Regions from separate parts of the Homo sapiens genome. Here region 1 is linked to region 2. A link is a loop called in an ENCODE intact Hi-C map of the cell type or tissue named here. Cell type or tissue: testis. All regions are shown on one strand. Links, peaks and the distances in the headings refer to the core of each region. The heading gives the core; the rest is flanking DNA. Region 1 holds the start of ARL13B (ARF like GTPase 13B). Region 2 overlaps DHFR2 (dihydrofolate reductase 2).

Region 1 (2,920 bases), core at 271-2,770, 77 kb after region 2:
CCGTTTATTTTATTGTAGAAACGGGGTTTCGCCATATTGACCAGGCTGGTCTCGAACTCCAGGGCTCCAAAGATCGGCCAGCTTCGGCCTCCCAAAGTGCTGGGATTACAGGCGTGAGCCACCACACCCAGCCCATCTTTGACTTACAGAGTTGATCTTACTACTTATATTTAAAACATTCAAATTCAGTTAGGAGCTAATAATGGGGAAGAATCTCTAGTTTCATTTAAAGTTACTTTTTTTCCAATCTAGACATGTATTTTCTGTTATAATGTGTAAGTGTAGCTTTTCAGATTCATTCTTTAAAGGATAGTTCATTCTCATGGCAAATATACTTAAAATGTTAACAATTTAAAAAAAAAAACAACTTTGCTTTATCTTACCCTTGGCCCAATTCCAGACTAGAACTATGTGAAGTCAACATTATTTGTGTAACAAACACAAGATCTCTTTATAGGTTAGGCCTCAGTTTCAAAAGCATCAATTTCACTGATTATTTCCTAAGACAGTGCCTGGCACAAGGTATTGTCTTAATAAATATTTTTTGAATGAATGAATATCAAGTAACAGGTACTAATTATTAATACTTCCAGCATTTCAAAATGAAATGTTAAAAAGTGGACCCTTTCAATTAAAAGGTTTTACTAGAGACCGTATAAAAATTGGAAGCTACATTACAGTTAAGAAAACACTATCACTTGTTCTCATTGAATACAATATTTCTAAAGCAGAGTATTATCACTCTCATTTAATATTTAAGAAAGGTGGGGCCAAAATGGTTGAGTCATGTAATTATTAAGTAGTGGAGCCAGATTTCAAGCCCACGTCCTCAAATACAACTGTGTGGAGGTGTGACTTGGAATGGAATGTGCGGATATTATGAAAACTATATTCCATGTCCCCCTCTTTTTAAAAGAATTTCCATTACAAAAGCTTCAGAGGAAAAACACACAATGGATAGTTTTCAATTCCACACACACACACACACACACACACACACACACACTTTTTAACAAATTCAAACCTATTTAAAATATAACAACGGTAAGCATTGTCAATCGCAACAGAAAGTCGACCAGACAACAAGGCTACATCCTCCAATCTCTCCCTCCCGGGACACCCTGGGAATGAAAGCATCCCTTGCGGCCTGGGATAGACTCGTCCAGGCGCGGGGAAAAGGCGGCGCCTCGCCCCTGGGGCGCAGCCATCTCCAACCCCTAGGACGGCCAGGACAGCTGGCTCCAGCCTACCTGACAGGCTCCCGCCACCGCTTGAACCAGCCGCAGCAACTGGCCATCAGACTGAACATCCCGGGTCGCTCCTCCCACCACTTCCCATCCGAGCCCGGAGCGGACACCGGCACCCCGCTCTTCCCCGGGGGCCTCCGGCACTCCGAGACGCCCCTAAAGTGGATAAGTCGGGAGGAAAAGCCGGGAGGGAAGTGAAGGCGGCCGGCCCGAGCACTAAGCCTTGCTAACCGCGTGGGTCCGCGACGACTGCCCTCTTAGCCAAGGAACAACCTGACCAAAGACGCAGATACACCGTAGCCGAGTTAGCGGGACCCGGCTAAAGAAAAGCCCCGCGTCGACGTGCTGACGTTACTTCGAGGCGCGGAAGGCGTTCCCCAGGCAACGCCCGTACTGCGCTCGCCCAATCATCGGTTGAGGTCCTGAGGTAGAGGCCTCTGAGTGGCTGAAGAGTCCTGGCTACCCGCCCCTGCGCGAGACTAGGAAAAGAGAAAGGGGAGTACTCTATAAGAAGGAGGCGGAGCTCGAGGTAGCTCGTTCTCGTAACTAGGCAACCGGAGCGTCCGGAGATAAGCTGGAGGATCCGGGACAAATCTCCAGCAAGGCCTATCTTTATACCTACATAAAATGTGTTGCCAATCCACGGTGCTGTTCCTTTCCTTTCTCCAGTGTCCCCAACTGAGATTCAGAGATCTCAGGTCTTGTGCATGGGTTTTTCTTTTTCTTTCTTTCTTTTTTCTTGTTTTTTGTTTGTTTGTTTTTTGCTCAGGGATGGGGACCCTCTAGAATTCTGGCCGACTTAGGCAGCATGACTACAGGAACAATACACTGGGGCAATTCTTGTAAGTTAAAGACAAGGGGGAAATTCGCTTGCTAAATTTTCTCAGTAGTTCAGATGAGAGTGAAGCCTTAATCTCTAAAACGTTTATTACTGTTACATATGTGAAACGGAATTGTATGATATTTGTTGTAGGGGGGATTGTGATTACAAAAGAAAAATGCATTTCTTGTAGAAAATGTGAAAAATACTAAAAAGAAACAAGATGAAGAAAATGAGATCTCACAGGAGCTCTCAAAGATAACCATTTGGGGCCGGGCGCGGTGGCTCACGCCTGTAATCCCAGCACTTTGTGAGGCCGAGGCGGGCGGATCACGAGGCCAGGTGATCTAGACCATCCTGGCTAACATGGTGAAACCCCGTCTCTAGTAAAAATACAAAAAAAAAAAAACAAAAAAAAACAAAAACGGGTGTGGTGGCACGCGCCTGTAGTCCCAGCTACGCTGGAGACTGAGGCAGGGGAATTGCTTGAACCCGGGAGGCGGAGGTTGCAGTGAGCCGAGATCGCGCCACTGCACTCCAGTCTGGGCAACAGAGCAAGACTCCGTCTCAAAAATAAATAAATAACCATTTTGATGTATGTTTGTTTCAGGATTTTTAGGTACATAAATTGCTGGCTATTTGGTATCTGCAAGATGAAGATTGTTATCTCTTGACTGTTTTGTAATAGTTTATTTTTTAAAGAGGTATGTAATATTTGCATTTCTTTTATATACTTTGGAGAAAAAGAAATGACAAGGACATTCCTGTAGGGAAAAAATTATGCACAATATGTAGGGATCTGTGTGTCCATTCATTTTCTACTTAAATAAATATTTTCAAATCCTGATGAAAG
Region 2 (2,839 bases), core at 340-2,839:
AAAATACTAATAGATTAGCTGGGTGGGATGGCCCATGCTTGTAGTCCCAGCTACTCAGGAGGCTAAGCAAAAGGATGGCTTGAGCCCAAGAGTTCAGAGCAGCCTGGCCACCATAGTGAGATCCCTTCTCTTAAAAATAATAGGTTATTGCCAGATTTGGGGCATTTGGAAAGAAGTGCATTGAAGATAAAGCAAAAGTAAAAAAAAAAAAAAACAAAAAAAAACAAGGGGGAAGGGTTGGTTAGGCAATAATTAATTCTAGGGCAGGAAGAAGTACAGGATAGGAAGTAAGAGCATCATACGCTGTTTTTCTCAACAATGGGCAATATGTACATAGTCATAATGATGTGGTGACTGACTGCTTAGCCCCTAAATCTGGTAACTACTTTGGGACAATATGGGGGGAAAAGTGAAGATAGTGATGGTGTAAGAGCTAAATCCTCATCTGTCATATCAAGAAATCACTATATAATGTATAACATAATCAAGAAATGACTAAGTAGTTATGTGAAGAAAAGAATGGAACATTGCTAGAAGAGTTAGAAGTCATTGCTCCAGAGAATTAGGAGGGATGGGGCAGGGGACTGTTAGGATGCATTATAAACTGAAGAGGCTTTTAAAGATTACATGTATTAATATATGTATTCACTTGAAAAACTAAAAAAATAGTAATTTTTTAAAACCCATGGAGGTAACTACCAGAAGGAAAAACTAAGAGAATGAAAAGTGCTTTCCTCTGGAAAGAACAAGTCGCAGGACTGTTTTCATTGTAAGACTTTTGGAGCCATTTGATTTTACTTAACCATTTTCATATATTTCTTTAATAAAAATAATTCTATCTTAATAAAAAGTTACACTCATTCATTAAAAAAAGAATTTTAAGACTGTAATAAGAATCATAGTTTATTTCTGTTAGAGAAAGGCAATGTGTTATACTTGGAAAGAGGTCATATTAATTTTATCACATTTTTGGGACTCAGCATCTTTATATTTTCTGATTTTAAATAAACAACTTTGCTTATGAATTTTGTCTGAATCTCTAATAATCTCCTTATAATGCCTAGTTAATTATGCCCTTAGTTTGGGTAGGTTTTCAAATCTTATTAGTTATTTCTTTTTTAGATTACCGCTCATGTCCACTTATCTATAGGTGTCTTAGTATCATTTTATTTATATTTGAGATAACCATGTCAGATGTTAAAACACTTTCTCAATTTTTCTTATAACCATTTGACTTTAAGTGTGAAGGTATTTTAAAATTTTTTTTGTGCATTGTAAATTGAGTTTATTGATTCCACTGCTTTCAGGCTTATACATTTTTTCCCCGAGTGAAGCCACTTCTGTTTCTCCCCTTACCTTTTCATAGTTTGATCTTTTATGTTTAACCTCTTAATCTATCTAGAATCAATATATGTGTATCATGAGAATGTTAATGGATTTTACTCCCCATCCGCACCCCAAATAGCTACCAAAGAACAAACAATTCTACATTGAGTTTTAGGAATAAAAACTGTTAGCAGCAAACTTGAATTAAACCACTGCAGACATAAGACATTGAGCTGACACAAATAACATAAATCACATTAGTTTGTTTTTTGTGCTTTTTTTAATGTTAGCGTTAAAGAACCAAGCAGCTTAATAAGGACGTACCTCTAGGCAGGAAACAAATTTTTACATATCTAAGCAATTTTATTATAAGGTCAGTTGGTCTTAAGAAGTATTTCAGAGTAATTTATGGAATAACTCCTAAACTATGTTTTATGAATTTTCATATTTATATAAAATGTGTCAAAACCCTTCATGTTCATATAGAGGTTTATGTTGTCAAAAAGGTAAGGAGACGCTTTGTAGTAAAACAATATGACATCAAGAGAGCCCTGAGCTCCTTAAAATATATGGCAGAAAAACAACAGGAAAACACAACAGGAAACCTGTGATCAATGCTACAGAACACAGCATAGTTATAGGCAATCTTAGGCTTAAACGTCAGGTGAGATTCTCATTTTACTAAATTTCAGGGCTCCAATGTGGTCTGTACAAACTCCAGCAGACAATCCACTGTGTCTAGGAAGTAAATATAATGACTTTTATTTTTATTAAGCTTTATGTAGTCTTTTAAAATTTCTTTTTTTAGGGAAGTGTATTTAAAATGTACATAGTGCAGTAGAACAAGTATGTTAACTGTTATGGGCTGAAATTTGTCCCCCCAAAATTCACGTTGATGCCTTAACCCCCAGTACCTCAGAATGTGACTATATTTGGAGATGGGCCTTTACAAAGTTAAGTTATAAGAAGTCATAAAAAGAGGAAAATCGAACACACAGAGACAGTGGGGGTGGGTGGAGAAAAAAGGCCACGTGGGGACACAAGACAGTGTCTATCTATCAGGCAAGGAGGGGCCTCAGGAGAAAGCAAACCCACCAACTTGCTCTCAGACTACCAGTCCCCAGAACTGAGAAAATAAATTTCTGTTGTTTAAGCAACTTGTCTGTGATACTTTGTTATGGCCACCCTAGCAAACTAATACAATAACATAAACATCAATGTATATTAAAAATGTTTTCTGATAGAAGATATTATAATAAAAACTTGGAAACCACTGATCCACTTACCTAGGTTGTAAATGATTTCCTCATCCGCACACAGAAGGAACTTACAAGTTAAGCCCTCAACAAGCAAATGAACTTTTTTCCTATTTTCCATTTAATTATAAGCTGATCTCTTTCATTAAAGGAAGTTAATTTCTGGCTTTCTTTTTTTCCCCCCTCAAAAAACAGGTATCTATTATTCTGTTTCTGTAAAGATAAAGGATTATTGCTATTTTGATAACCTATGCCAT

The links. Peaks named below come from ENCODE experiments on the same cell type or tissue, not always from the same donor. Only the 100,000 strongest peaks of a DNase experiment are listed, where the experiment ranks them.
Region 1: it touches region 2 in a loop (5-fold over the local background); 31 of 110 quality-filtered maps call a loop at or near these places.

The regions. Positions count from the first base shown.
Region 1 is chr3:93,978,813-93,981,732 of GRCh38, reverse strand. It overlaps ARL13B (ARF like GTPase 13B), which reads right to left and starts at 1,578. Exons shown (of 10, transcript NM_001174150.2): 1 at 1,251-1,578. The coding sequence starts at 1,309. RefSeq lists enhancers at 1,411-1,540, 1,811-1,970. In testis, for the core only: no CTCF peak of the experiment used is centred there; a DNase peak (open chromatin) is centred at 1,692; H3K4me3 peaks cover 1,840 bases; H3K27ac peaks cover 1,485 bases.
Region 2 is chr3:94,056,108-94,058,946 of GRCh38, reverse strand. It overlaps DHFR2 (dihydrofolate reductase 2), which reads left to right. Exons shown (of 2, transcript NM_176815.5): 2 at 1-1,025. Among named protein-coding and RNA genes, the nearest start is that of DHFR2, 5.4 kb to the left of the region's middle. In testis, for the core only: no CTCF peak of the experiment used is centred there; no DNase peak of the experiment used is centred there.